Regions from separate parts of the Homo sapiens genome. Here region 1 is linked to region 2. A link is a loop called in an ENCODE intact Hi-C map of the cell type or tissue named here. Cell type or tissue: A673. All regions are shown on one strand. Each heading gives the region's core, and the rest is flanking DNA. Links, peaks and the distances in the headings are about the cores only.

What was found. Peaks named below come from ENCODE experiments on the same cell type or tissue, not always from the same donor. Only the 100,000 strongest peaks of a DNase experiment are listed, where the experiment ranks them.
Region 1: a loop joins it to region 2, with 5 times the contacts of the local background. A loop is called at or near these places in 5 of 110 quality-filtered maps.

What each region holds. Positions count from the first base shown.
Region 1 is chr7:119,194,570-119,202,312 of GRCh38, forward strand. No RefSeq gene overlaps it. Among named protein-coding and RNA genes, the nearest start is that of LINC02476, 710 kb to the right of the region's middle. In A673, for the core only: a CTCF peak has its summit at 3,565 (motif pointing left); a DNase peak (open chromatin) is centred at 3,542.
Region 2 is chr7:118,255,593-118,263,335 of GRCh38, forward strand. It overlaps LOC102724495 (a long non-coding RNA gene), which reads left to right and starts at 4,243. Exons shown (of 3, transcript XR_428238.2): 1 at 4,243-4,297. In A673, for the core only: a CTCF peak has its summit at 3,698; no DNase peak of the experiment used is centred there.

The DNA of each region.
Region 1 (7,743 bases), core at 1,323-6,322, 940 kb after region 2:
TTACTATGGCTGAAGGGTGTAAGTGAATTAAGGTGAGAAGTAATTTTCAATGCACTAGTCTAGAACTGTACAGATGACAAATGATATTTCAACAGATGAAGAAAAAATAAACTTTACTATTTATAGAAAAGAATTTGATTTCACTCTTTGATTCAAGAGTGAAAAACACAATAATTGAATGCACTTTGTGGTGATGGTGGAGTCTTGAGGTTCTGTTTTTATAAGTCACAATATTTCAAATTAACCATACAGAAAAAATATTGTATTTCCTTATATTGGCCAGCCAGAAAGTTACTGGACAATGTCATATACAATATGAGTGCCAGGCCAGGGTCCGTTAATAATAAAGGAGCTGGTGAGTGAGACAATTTAGATGGCTCAATGGGGTGTTTCAGAGACAGACTTTGTTGAAGTTATATTTAGTTGGCAGTTATAAGTTAGATAATTAAAATTATCTAATACTGAGTCAGGTGCGGTGGCTCACACCTGTAATCCCAGCACTTTGGGGGGCTGAGGCAGGTGGATCACTTGAGGTCAGGAGTTCGAGACCAGCCTGGCCACATGGTGAAACCCTGTCTCTACTAAAAATACAAAATTTAGCTGGGCATGGTGGCATGTGCCTGTAATCCCAGCTACTTGCAAGGCTGAGGCTGAGGCAGGAGAATTGCTTGAACCCAGGAAGCAGAGGTTACAATGAGCCAAGATCACGGAACTGCACTCCAGACTGGGTGACAGAGTATCCATCTCAAAAAAAAAAAAAAAAGAATTATCTAATACTGGATTCTTATGTGATAATTACCAGGTTTTAGAAATTTTGAAAAGTATACAAACACATAGAAATTCCTAAGAATAGTGACTCTTCATTTGAAGAACTAATGTTTTTCCTTTAGAGTCTATGAATGGGCTAAGTGTTGCTGTTCAAACGATTAGGATTATTTCACTAGTATTTAGAAGCCTTCAAGTCAGAAACCAAAGAAGAGCTGCTACTGAAAAGATATCATTAAGTAATCATCCACATCTCTCCCAACCTATCACCCTTCTAAGTATCCATTGTCTAACATCCCTCTCTCTATGTCCATGTGTACGCATTTCTTAGCTCACATTTATGAATGAGAACATGCAGTGTTTGGCTTTCTGTGCCTGGTTTGTTTCAGTTAATAACTGCTAGTTCCATCCATGTTGCTACAAAAGACATGATTTCATTCTTTTTTAAGGCTGAATACTACTTTGTTGTGTATATATACCACATTTTCTTTACCCAATTATCCATGGATAGACACTGAATTTTCCATATATTTGCTATCACGAATAATGTTGTGGTAAACATAGAGCACAGGTGTGATATATTTTTGATATATTGATTTCCTTTGGATAGATACTCTGTAGTGGATTGAATAGTAGTACTATATTTAGTTCTTTGAGAAATCTCTATACTGTTTTGTATAGAGTTTGTACTAATTTAAATTCCCACCATCAGTGTGTAAGTGTATTCTTTCCTCCACCATTTCCTCCATTTTCTCACCAACAGGATATTTTTAGTCTTTTTAATAATAGCCATTTTTTTCCAAGATAGAAGATTAGAGGCTTTTAACATGCCTCAGCCACTTGTAAATACCAAGATAATGCATTAAGATAAACTCTGTTAGCTTTAACACAAGAAGAAAAATGGGAATCCACTGAAATCATGAAGGACACTTCAGATCCTGGGGAAGAAAATGAGGGTAAACAGCCCCATGTGAGTGTCCAGCTGATAAAAGTGAGTGAAACCATAATACATGAGAGAGGCAGAGAGCTTCATTCTGTGACTCAGCTTTCCACAGGGGTTATGAGCAACCAGGCTGAAGCAGAGCAATTTGTTTCTCCCGTGCACTGTAACTAACATGTGGAGAGGCTTGGAGGTGTGGGAAGAAAAGACACTGGGAAAAGTAGCCGGCATTTTCCCAGATCTGGGACTGACAGCAGGAAGCCTTTTATTCCAGGTGCATATGAAGCCATTTTTAATCCAGTGGCATATAAAGCTATTCTTTGGAGACCTAGCAGTATGGCCATCCATGCAAGCATTTCAGTCTTGGGCCAGAGATTGGAGTGCTTGCTCTAGAATGGGTTAGAAACTTCTACAGCCAGAACTGTGGCAAGCACCCCAGCAGTAGGCACTGAAATTGTGCTCTCTCCTGCCACAGGCCTGGGGTGAGAGGAAAGCTGTCACAGTGACAGTTTCCTCTGGGCAACAAGACTTGCATCCAGGGCCAGCTTGGTGACCTGGAAATGGTGTTTGTGTGCCCTTGCTGCATGCCCCAGTCTGCTTCCCTGAGATTATGTTGTAGTGGGATTCTCTCTGCTCCACCTAAGAGCACTCACTCCCATGGACCAGCAATCTGAGGCACCCCACCCTTCATGAAGCAGAGATCATAGTACAGCAGGGCCCTCTCCTCTCTACACCCAGGCAAAACTCCAGGCATTCAGAACATCTGTTCATCTTCCTTCTGCATAGATTGTGATGCAGTGAGACCCTCTCTGTTCCACAACCAGGCAGGTCTACAAATTTGGAGCACCCATTTGTATGGATTAGCAAACTGAGGTGCCCCACTATTACTATGCAGAGATCCTGGGGCAAGCTGACCTTCTCCACTTCATGCCCAGGCAGATCTAGAGACATTCAGAGCAACTGTTTGCCTGGTTAAGCAGCTTCAGACACGCCACACATCCTGGGAATGGATGGTGGTACAGTGAGGCCCTTTTCACTCCACACACAGGCAGCTCTCCAGGCATTTGGAGTACCTGCTCGCCTGGATCAGCAGCCTGAATGATCCTACCCTTCCTGCACAGTGATTGTGGTGCAGGTGGACATCTCTGCTTCATGCCCAGGCAAAACTCCAGGTATTCAAAGGACCTGCTTGCCCAGCTTGAGCTGCCATGCCCTTCCTGTGCAGAAATCCTGTACCTCTCTAATTCAAACCCAGGCTGACTTCCAGGCATTCAGAGCACCTACTTTCTTGGCTCAGCATCCTGAGCTACCCCACCCTTCTTATGTAAAGATCGTAGTGTAGCGGGGCCCTCTCCGGTCCATGCCCAGGAAAATCTCTCGGCATTTTGAGCACAAATTTACCTGGATTACCAGCCTGAGTTGCAGTACCCTTCTTGTGCAGGGATTGTGCTGTAGGGCGTAGCTCTATACTCCATGCCCAGGCTAATCGCTAGACATCTAGAGTACCTATTCTCTTGAATTAGAAATTTATGCCACTCCCACCCTCAGTGCAGAAAACTTGAGGCCAAAGAGGTTTCCAAGGTCCGTGCCTAGGCAAACCTCTGGGCACCTGGTGGTCAAACACTGGATGCTTCTGCCTGCTAATAGGGGACCTGTAGGAGGATCTGTCCAGCCTGGCCCCCGTCATCTTTCCCATCCCAACCCCCGGAGGCTGATCAGGGAGGTGAAACTATGTGTACTCCACAGATGAGCTCATTGCTTGAGGCAACAGAGAACTTCTCAAAGTAAACGAGAATGAAGTATATTCGCAGCCACAGCAGCCAAAACCGGCTCTTACCTATCCACGCCATCTACTGGCTTGTGGGTCAAACTGCAAGCCCAATATAAAACCTATTGACAGAAGTGCATAGGGCTGCAGAGGCAAAGTGAAAAGACCCCTACCCAGCACTCTCTACAGTCACACCCCTCTAGGAGGCAGGTACAGGGAAAGGGAAACAACTAATATTATAGAGAAAGTAAGAAAAAAATCTTACCTGCATGAAAATAATTACAAAATTTATAAGTGCTAGTATCTTTGGATTAGAAGGAACCAGTGAAAGAATACTGACACCACGAAAAACGTCAAAGTGATGACACCAGAGGATCATACTGGCTCTCCAGCAATGATCCCTAACCATAATAGAAACTCAGAAATGAATATAAAGAATTCAGTGCATGGATTGCAAGGAAATTCAACAATATCCAAGACAAGGTTGAAAATCAACGCAAAGAAACTTCTAAAGCAATGCAGGTAAGGAAGAAAAGATAAACATCTTGAAAAGAAATCAGTCAGAACTTATAGAAGGAGAAACCTCACTAAAAGAATTTCAAAATACAATTGAAAGCTTTATCTAAGGACTGGACCGAGCAAAATAAATAACTTTAGAGCTTGAAGACCAGTCTTCCAAAATAACCCAGTCAGACAAAAATAAAGGAAAAAAGGAATTTTAAAAAGTGAACAAAGTCTTTGAGAAATATGGGAATGTGTAAAGTGACAACATATGAATTACTGGCATTCCTGAGAGAGAGAACAAATAGTAAATAGCCAGGAAAACCTATTTGAGGGAATAATACCAGAAAATTTCTCTTTTTTTAGAGAAGTAGACATCCTGACACAAGAAATAAATATGGCATCTGTGACATACTATACAAAATGAACATCACCAAGGCATATAGTCACAAGACTGTCCAAGGTCAATGTTAAAGACTAATCTTTAAAAAGAAAAGATTAAATCACATACAAAGGGAACTACATCAGGCTAATAGCAGACTTTTTATCAGAATCCTTGCTAACCAAGAGAGATTGGAGGCTTATTTTAAGCATTTTTAAAGAAAGGAAATTCCACTCAAGAATTTCATATTCCACTAATATAAGCTTCGTAAGCAAAGGTGAAATAAAACCTTTTTCCAAACAAGCAATAACTAAGAGAATTTATTATAACACCAGCCTTACAAAAGATCTTTAAGGGAATTCTAAACATTAAAGTGAAAGAATGATACCTGCTAACACAAAAACATACTTGATTACCTATCCCACAGACCTTATAAAATAACCACACAATGGAAGCTACAAAGGAAACATCTAACAACTCCATGGTAGGAAGAAAACCTCACATATAAATACTAACCTTGAAACTAAACAGTGTAAACACCCCACTTAAGAGGCATAGTTCCAAGTTGAGTAAAAAACAAGACCTCTCCATCTGCTGTTTTCAAGAGACTTATCTCACACATAATGCCACTCATTGGATCAAAGTAAAGGTTTGGAGAAACAGCTATCTCACAAATGGACATTTAAAAAGACCATGGGTCACTATGCTTATACTGAACACAATAGACTTTACACCAAAAACTGCAAAAAAAGACAAAGAACAGCATTACATATTGATGAAAGTTCAATTCAACATGAAGACCCCATACTTAAATGAGATAGTTAACCTATTTAGAGCATCCACCATTAGAGCAACACCATTGATAAAACAAGTACTTTGAGACTTAGGGAAAGACTAAGATATCCACGTAATAATAGTGGGAAACTTCAAACCCCACTGAGAGCATTAGGTAGATCATCTAGGTAGAAAACTAAAAACTGAGTTTTGGAAAGAAAATTTACACTTGACCAATTGGACCTACCTAATAAACAGCAAATAATAATAAACCTAATAAACAGAACCCTTCACCCATCAACCACAGAATATATAATCTTCTCATCTACACATGGAACATACTACAAGGTTGGACTCATGCTCAGCCACAAATCAAGTGTCAATAAGCTGAAAAAGAAAAAGAAAATCATATCACTTGTACTGTCAGATCACAGTGGAATAAAAACAGAAATTAATACCAAGAAGATCTCCCCAAGCCCCACAATTACATAGGAATTGAACAACTTGCTCTTGAATGACTTTTGGCAAAGCAACAAAATTAAGGTAGAAATACAAAAATCTTTGAAATCGATGAAAACAGAGACACAATATACTGAAATTTCTGGGATGCAGCAAAAGCAATTTAATGGGGAACGTATATATTGCACTAAACACCTATCTCAGAAGTTAGAAAGATCTCAAATTAATAATATCATACCTAGAGGAACTATATAAACAAGAACAAACTAACACCAAACATTGGTTCTTTGAAAGGATGAACAATATTGAATGACCACTAGCTAGATTAACAAAAACAAAACAAAAAGAAGTTTCAAATATGCACAATCAGAAACAATGGTAACGTTACAACTCATCCCACAGATACAGATTATCAGAGACTTTTATTAATAACTCTATGCACACAAACTAGAAAGTCTAGAGGAAATGGATAAATCTCTGTAAGCACATAACCTCTGAAGATTGAATCAGGGAAAAATTGAATTTCTGAATAGAGCTATATCAAATTGCAAAATTGAATCATTAATGAAAAACATACCAATCCATAAAAGCCTTGAAGCAGGTAGATTTGCAGTCAAATTCTACCAGATACACAAAGAGCTGTTAGTATTTCTATTCAAGCTATTCTAAAAAATTGAGGAGGAAATACTCCTCCCTAAGTCATTCAAGGAAACCAGCATTACCCTGACACTAAAGCCTGCAAACACATAACAAAAAGAACAAACTACAGAACAATGTCCTTGATGCCATAACAATCTTCAACAAAATAATGTCAAACCAAATCTAATAGCACATGAAAAAGTTAATTTACCACGATCAGTTAGCCTTTATTCCTGGGATGATGCAAGGGTGGTTCAACATATGCAAATCAATAAATGTGATTAACCATGTGAACAGAATTAAAACAAAAATCATATGATCATCTTAATAGATGCATAAAAGTGTTTGATGGAATATCCCTTCATGATAAAAATTCTCAACAAACTAGGTATCAAATGAACATACATCAAAATAATTAGATATGTCGGTGACAAACCCACAGACAACATCATACTGAATGGGCAAATGCTAGAAGCATTCCCCTTAACAATAGGAACAAGACAAGGATGCCCACTCTCACCACTCCTATTCAATATAGTGCTAGAAGACTTAACCAGAGCAATCAGGTAAGAGAAAGAAATAAAAGACATCCAAATAGGAAAATAATAAGTTAAATATCTCTCTTCACTACATTTGAAAAAAACAAAAAACTATTCTAAAATTTATATGGAAGAAATAACAGAGCCCAACTAGCCAAAGCAATCCTAAACAAAAAGAACAAAGTTGCCTGGGCATGATGGCTCATGACTGTAATCCCAGCACTTTGGGAGGCTGAAGCAGGTGGATCATGAGGTCAGGAGTTCGAGACCAGCCTGGCCAACATGGTGAAACCCCGTGTCTACTAAAAATACAAAAATTAGCTGGGCGTGGTGGCACACACCTGTAATCCTAACTACTCAGGAGGCTGAGGCAGGAGAATTGCTTGAACCTGGGAGGCAGAGGTTGCAGTGAGCTGAGATCACGCCACTGCACACCAGCCTGGGCAAGAGAGCAAAACTCTGTCTCAGGAAAAAAAAAAAAAAAGAACAAAGTTGGAGAGATCATATTACCTGACTTCAGACTATACTAGAAGGCTACAGTAACCAAAACGTCATGGTGTTTGTACAAAAACAGAAACATAAACAAATGCAACAGAATAAAGAACCCAGAAATAAAGCTGCACACCTACAGCCATCTGATCTTCGACAAAGTTGACAAAAATAAACAGTGGAGAATGGAATTCCTATTTTAATGGTGCTGCGATAGCTGGCTAGCCATATGCAGAGAACTGAAACCAGACTTTTTTAGTAACAGCCATTCTGACTAGAGTGAGATATCTCATTGTGGTTTTAATATGCATTTATCTGATTATTAGTAATGTGGACCATTTTTTTCATATACCTTTTGCCCATTATTGTTTCTTCTTTTGAAAACATATCTATTCATGTGTGTTGCCCACTTTCTAATGGAATCATTTGTTTCATCTTGTTGATGTTCTTGAATTGAGTTTCTTGTATATGTGGATACTAGTCCAAA
Region 2 (7,743 bases), core at 1,666-6,665:
TGTAGATGACACAGAGCAGAGCTTCAGTCAACCTGCGGTGGACATCTAGCATGGACATAAATAAATCTTTGTTGTTTTAAGCCACTGAAGTTTCTTTAGCCATAGCAAAATACAATCTATCTTGACTTATACACTATCCTGAGCTTTGTATGTGTGATATCAAAAGTATGGATCAGAAGAATAAATGTATTTGTTCTTCCTTAATTTTAGAGGTATAGTCAGTGAGAAAATAAAGCTTAATTCCACCAAAGGAATCCGTTTCTATCACTTTAAAGCAACTTGTTTGACATTTAAAGAAATATCTTAAAAAACAGGCAGGAAGCACAGTGATTCTTTATGTTGTCACACAGAGAAATATTAAAAATAATGGCATATTTTCTTTACAGGAGTAAAACGAATTCATCACCTTTGTGAACATGATATTTATGTACATTTTATGTGGTAAATTATTTACTTCAAATGGATTTGTGTATCAGAAATGACAGGAATGTCAAAACTATTTATGAATGGTTATAATTAAGAATACTTGACTTTTGTGAAAATTTAGAGATCAAAAATATTTTTTCAACTTGGTTTATATGTGTAGCAGAAGGCAGCCTAAAAAAAAAGAAAGTTAACTTAGAGAGTAACCAAGGAAGAAATTACAACAGAGTTCTTTTTAGAAACTATGCAATCCAGAAGACAATAGAGGGCATCATCTTAATAATACAGCTTGAAAGAAAAAAAGTAAACCCTAGAATTATATACCCAGTGAAAATATCCCTAAAAAAGGAAGGTGAAAGTCTTTTTTTACACAGCAAAAAGCAGAAATAACTCCTTTCCAGCAGACATGAAATGTTAAAAGAAGTTCTTTAGACAGGAGTATAACAAGAGATAGAAAGTTAGATATGAACAAAGAAAGGATTGTAGAGGCCAGGTGCGGTGGCTCATGTCTGTAATCCCAGCACTTTGGGAGGCGGAGGTGGGCGAATCACCTGAGGTCGGGAGTTCCAGACCAGCCTGACCAACATGGAGAAACTCCGTCTCTACTATAAATACAAAATTAGCCGGGCGATGTGGTCCATGCCTGTAATCCCAGCTACTTGGGAGGCTGAGGCAGGAGAATCACTTGAACCTGGAAGGTGGAAGGTGGAGGTTGCGGTGAGCCAAGATCGTGCCATTGCACTCCGGCCTGGGCAACAAGAGTGAAACTCTGTCTCAAAAAAAAAAAAAAAATTAAAACAAATAAATAAATAGAAAGGATTGTAGAAATGGGAAATGTGAGAGTAAATAAGAAGTTTACCTTTTAAAAGTTTATAACATATGTAAATATAGAGATGTAACATGCATAAAAATAAAGGACAATGCAGGAAAGAAAATATGTGGAAGTATATTGTTTGAAGATTCTTATGCTACATGTGAAGAAACATATAAACTAAATAGACTTCTACATACTAAAGAAATGTAGATAAATATTTTTCACAAAGAGAACTCGAGATTCAGATGGCTTCACGTAGTCAACATGGTCATATAATTTCTAGACAGCATAATAAAGGCATGAAAAGAAAATAAAAGGCATAAAGATTGTGAAGAAAAAAATAAAATTGTTCTGATTTGTAGATGACATAATTGTCTACATATGAAATCTGAAGGAACCTAAACCAACAAACAAAAGCCAGCTACTAGAATTAATAAGTGAGTTCGTCAAAGTCGCAAGATACAAACTAAACATACAAAATTAATTGTATTTCTGTATACTAGCAATGAACCTGTGGGCATAAAAATTAAAAATACTTTTTCATAAAGAAAACACTTCTATGAAATAGTTGTAAATGAAAACATGTACAGGACTTATATGCTGAAAACTACAAAATGCTGATGAGAGGAACACAGCATCTCAATAAATGGAGAGACATAATGTGTTTGTAGATTGGAAGACTCAGCATGGTGAAGATGACAATTCTTTTCAAGTAGATATGTAGGTTTAATGCAATCTCATCAATATCCCAGCAAGATATTTTGTAGATATAGACAAGATTATTCTAAAATTTATATGGAAAGGCAAAAGAACTAGAATAGCTAAAACAATTTTGAAAAAAGAATAAAGTGGAAGGAATCATTCTACCTGATTCAAAGACATTATATGGCTCTAGTAAGCAAGTCTGTGTAGTAGTATTCGTGGAGGGATAGATACATAAATTAATGAAACAGAAGAGAGAACCCAGAAATAGACCTATGCAAATATGCTTGAATTTTGACGAAGACAGAAAAGCAATTCAATAGAGGACAGATTACAAACAGAGAGCTGGAGCTATCATACATCCATAGGCCAAAAAATGAACTTTGAGCTAAGTCTCACTTTGTATGCAAATAAACTAGAAATGGATCATGGAATTAAATATAAAGCATAAAAATGTAAAACTTTTAGAAAAAAAAATCATAGAGAAAATCTTTAGGTTTGGGCTAAGCCAGAGGTCTTAGACCTGACACCAGAGGCCTGGTCCATTAAAGGAAAATTCAGTGAATTAGACTGCATTAAATTTGGAAATTTTTGCTATGTGAAAGACGTCGTTATAGGGAATAAAAATTCAAGCCACAATCTATTATAGGAGAAAATATTTGCAAATTACATATCTGATAAAAGACTAGTATGTAAATTATATTGAGGACACTCAAAACTTAAAGAACAATCAATTAGTAAAAGGACAAAATCAATGAAAAGACACATCACCAAGGAGGATATATATATGGCAAATAAGCAGATGAAAAGATGTTCAACATCATTAGCCATTAGGGAAATGGAAATTAAAACTGTACACCAATGTTCATAGCAGCTTTATTTGTAATATCCACAATCTAGAAACAACCTAAATGTCCTTAAAGGGGAGGAGCAGTATTGTATGATATGGATGTGCCACAGTTTAACTGTGATCCTTTCCTAAGTTTGTTTAACTGTGGTACATCCATATCATACAATACTACTACACCCCTTTATGGACATCTAGGTTGTCAGATGACCTAGATGGATGTGGTACATCCATATCATACAATACTACTTAGCAATAAAGCAGAACAAACTGTTGGTACATACCATGACCTGTGTAAATTTCCAGAGACTTACACTTAATGAAAAAAGCAAGACCCAAAGGTTCTTATATTGTATGATTCCATCTATAGAACATTCTTGAAATGACAAAATTATAGAAATGGAGAACAGATTAGTGGTTGCAAAGGGTTAAGGAAGTAGTGCAGGGCAGGAAGGATGTAGGGATGGCTACAAAAAGGCAACATATGGGATCCTTGTGATTACAAAAATGTTCTATATCTTGACTATGTCAATGATGATATTTTAGTCATTTTGCATGGGTGAAACCAGGGTAAAGAGTAAATGGGATTTCTCTGTATTTTTTTATAACTGAATGCAAATTAACAATAATTTAATGTAAAAAATTTTAATTAAAAATTATATACATATGAAAAAAGTTACTAGGCTAAAACCTGCTCCTCTGAAGATATGGGTACTTAAGGATAGTTTATTTCTTCCAACCTAAGATAAATTTAGGGGCACTTTACTTTATATGCGTATGGCCTTGAAAATTAACTATTCTATATGGTTGGAGAGCCCAGACTTTTTATGGGTACAATATTCATATTTTTCCAGAGACATGTAAGTTAGCAAAAATAGAACTCAAAAAAAGTTGTGTTTATTTTTCCAAACAATAGGTGGCATCTGAGTTTCACAAACTGATAATTCATGCTCATATCAGGAAATACAGTTGTATTTTTCAAATTAATTTAAAATTTAGTTTACATAGTACTCATCATGGTTTATATTTATAAGTATTGATTAATTAAAAGAATACACAATTTTTTCTAAAATTAACACTGGGAATTTTGCTAGTTTTGAGGGAAAATATGAAAATATGCCATAGATTTCATAACGTAATGTTACATCTTTTTGAATATGTTATAATTTATACATTGTATAAGAATACACTTTTACTCTCGAATCTGTACTGGAAGTTTTAACTAAAATTTAGTGAATTCTAATGCATGTAAAATGTTAATTTTTCTAATTTTCTTTCACATTATTCAGCTGTGTAGAAAAATCTAATATAAGTATTCAGTATATGAATGATACATAACTTCATTTTCTAATAAAACTTACATTATTTGGAAATACCAACCTTCTTGACTCTGTCAACTTTGACTACTGTTTTAAACCTCAGGCACCAAATGTTTTCTTGTTTCCCTCCCTTTCACAGTTTGGAGCTTATTCTTGGGGACTATTCTAAGCCTGAGGAACCAACAACCCAAGGTGAGACTAATCATTTCCTATTGTTTTCGGGTATTGAATACCTCTATATCAGTTTTAAAAAAAGAAAAGTCTGGAGCCTTTTGTGTTATTTTTCCTAGCTGTAAGACTATAAACTCTCGTACATATTCAAAGCTGTTGAGTTTATTCTTTCCTAAGAACCGCTAGGTTATACTGGCTCTGAATATCTTTGTATTTTGTTCTCATCCTTTTATGGGGCCTGCCAGCACACAACCCTATGGCGAAAGCCACCTGCCTGCTTTGCCGTAACTACCTGGGTCTGGCTCTCAGGCTTCATCTCCCTAGCTCAATAGGATAAAAGCCCGAACTCTGCACAAATGAGTGGTGGAAACAATGCCAGGTTTTCTCTTTAAAAAATGGATTTGGATTCATCCCCTGCCATTTTTGAACTCTAAAGCTATGGTTAAGTTTTCAAACCTATCTGAGGCTCATTTTTATCGACGACATAATCTGTTGTGAGAATTAATTTAGGTTAAATATTACATTTGTAATCCATTCTGTAATGGGGCCTTATTTATTTTTTGTTGTTCATTAGAAAATAAAAATTTAAAAATGAAATCAATATATAAATTCAAGCTATTGTCAAAAGAGTAATAAATATAAATTTTGAGTAATACCTAGCTGGCATAGCTGGCAGTTGTATGTAAGCTACAGGAAATTTTTAAAAACAGAAAAAAACATTTTTTTTTTACTTCAAAAGTTAGTGTTCAGAGTAGACAGAGTAGAAATGCCCTTCCTTCCTTCCTTCCTCCCTTTTCCTCCCCTCCCTCCCTCCCTCCTTCTCTCCCTCCCTTCCTCCCTTCCTTCCTTGTTTCCTTCCTTTCTCTTTCTTTCTCTTTCTTTTTCTTTCTTTCTTTCTTTCTTTCTTTCTTTCTTTCTTTCTTTCTTTCTTTTCTTTCTCTCTCTCTCTCTCTCTCTCTTTCTTTCTTTCTTTCTCTCTCTCTCTCTCTCTCTGTTTCTTTCTTTCTCAGAGTCTCACTCTGTTGCGTAGGTTGGAGTGCAGTGGCACAATCTTGGCTCACTGCAACCTCCACCTCACGGGTTCAAGCGATTCTCCTGCCTCAGCCTCCTGAATAGATGGGATTACAGGCATGTGCCACCACTCCTGGCTAATTTTTGTATTTTTAGTAGAGACGGCGTTTCGCCATGTTTATCAGGCTGGTCTCAAACTCCTGACCTCAGGTGATCTGCCTGTCTTGGCCTCCCCAAAGTGCTGAGATTACAGACGTGAGCCACCGTGCCTGGCCGAAATGTTCTTTATGTAAAGGTATTACCTGTTTGATCAAAATATTACTATAAAATCTTCAAGGTGGGAGTTTGGAAAAACAGAAGCAGTCACAAAGAGGGTTTATTTTCACTAGACAGAAAGTAAAGACAGACTTCAGGAGAGATGAACAATGTTGGAAGGGCTTTGGTACTCTGGGAAGTGTGTGTGTTTGTGTATTGTGTTGTTGCTATTAATACTAAGTCCCTACCTGAGCCATACGGATAAACAATAGAGGAGATGTGGTTCCACAAAAGAAAACAGAGGGACTGCTCCACATTTGTATAATGAGGATAGTATCTCTTAAATCATAGTACTGAGGTGAGGATTAAATGGAATAAAGTATATATTGCCTGATGGATGCAATGAGTGGCCCAAAATAAGTGCTCAACAAATGGTGGTACTAGGAGTAATAATAATTTTTATTTTTGTTTGTAAATAGGATGATTTTTATTGTTGTTAAAGTAGTAATTTTCTAAAACAGTTTTAGGGTCATATTTGTTATCTTAATTATTTTATCAGCCTACAAATGAAGGATAATTATTTGAATATAATCTTTGCAGAGCCATTATGTAAAGGTGGCACTTCCTCCAATTATATCCTTAATTTGTTTATTATCTCCATGCCTAATCAAGGTCCTCTGAATTACCACAATAAAATTTTCTGTATCTTAAAAAAAAAAATACTGAGTCAAGAATTTGAATGCATGGTTGAAAACCTAAACTAAGACATCATCTTACAGCAATGTACTATCATATCATAGTCATATACTACCAAATATTTAATAACTTTATGAGAGTATATCTTCTCTCTGTAAGGACAGCTTTTTGAATGGTAATGCTTTATATTTTTGTGTCCCTAAGAGTATCTAGCACTATTAATCAGATTAATATGTAATCTGACTACATAGTAGATGCTCAATGAGTATCTTGAGCTGGAAAGTTAGGCTTTCCAGCTCTAAAAATAAATTCTTAAAGTCTACATCTAGATTACCAAATTTTTTTTTGTTTGTTTTTAAGACAGAGTCTCGCTCTGTCACCCAGGCTGGAGTGCACTGGCGCAATCTCAGCTTACTGCAAGCTCTGCCTCCTGGGTTCACGCCATTCTCCTGCCTCAGCCTCCCGAGTAGCTGAGACTACAGGTGCCTGCCACCACGCTTGGCTGATTTTTTGTATGTTTAGTAGAGATGCAGTTTCACCGTGTTAACCAGGATGATCTCGATCTCCTGACCTTATGATCCGCCTGCCTCAGCCTCCCAAAGTTCTGGGATTACAGGTGTGAGCCACCATGCCCAGCCACAAAATGGTTTTTATTAATTCTGAAGTACACATCAATGCATATATTTTATTTTAGCTTTTCCTTTTAGTCTCTTCAAGGATTTACTGTAGCCAAATCCATTTAATAAAGAGTTATTTATTTTACATAAATTCAGTGCATTGTAATAGAGAGTAGGGAGGACACCAGCTGTATTTCCACTTGATGACTGGTATCTTTTAAATATATTTGTGTATGCCAAGTCTAGGTAGTGAGGAAAATGTTTTGCCTAAGATTTGCATCTAATTAACACATAAGGGAAAAATTCCTATATCAATGGAAGTAACATAATCACTTATTCAAACAGTCTTTCAGAATTTACTATGAATTTGACTTATGTAGGGAATACGGGTAAATGTTAGGTGCCTTAATCATGCCTCAACTTTTTTTCCTTTTACCTCTAAGTTTATACTGTCTGTGAATTATCGAAGCATTTACAAGTGATTTAATAATGTATCCAGATATTTTTTATATAAGCAAGCTATACTAAATTATTTTAAATTTGAATTCCATACCAAAGGTGTTTGGCAACTCTTCTGGTGCACTAAGATTTTAACTAAACTCTTCGCTGGGGAGAACATGGTTGGAAATTACGTAGTACATAAGTTCCTTGTACTGTGGTATTTTTCTTAGTTGATTTACTTTTGCAATCATTATATTTATTATTAACTAGCCAAATCAAATTAAACCTGCTGTATTTAGAGGAAACATGGCCTTTGTGTTCTGTGCTGAAACATTTTATCCAAAAACTGACCATCAGCAAATTTCATCAATATTGAGTTCCATTGTCCAGTGTGAAGCAGAACCTTCCCCCACTGCACATACACTCATGGGTAGAGGACTCAAAGAG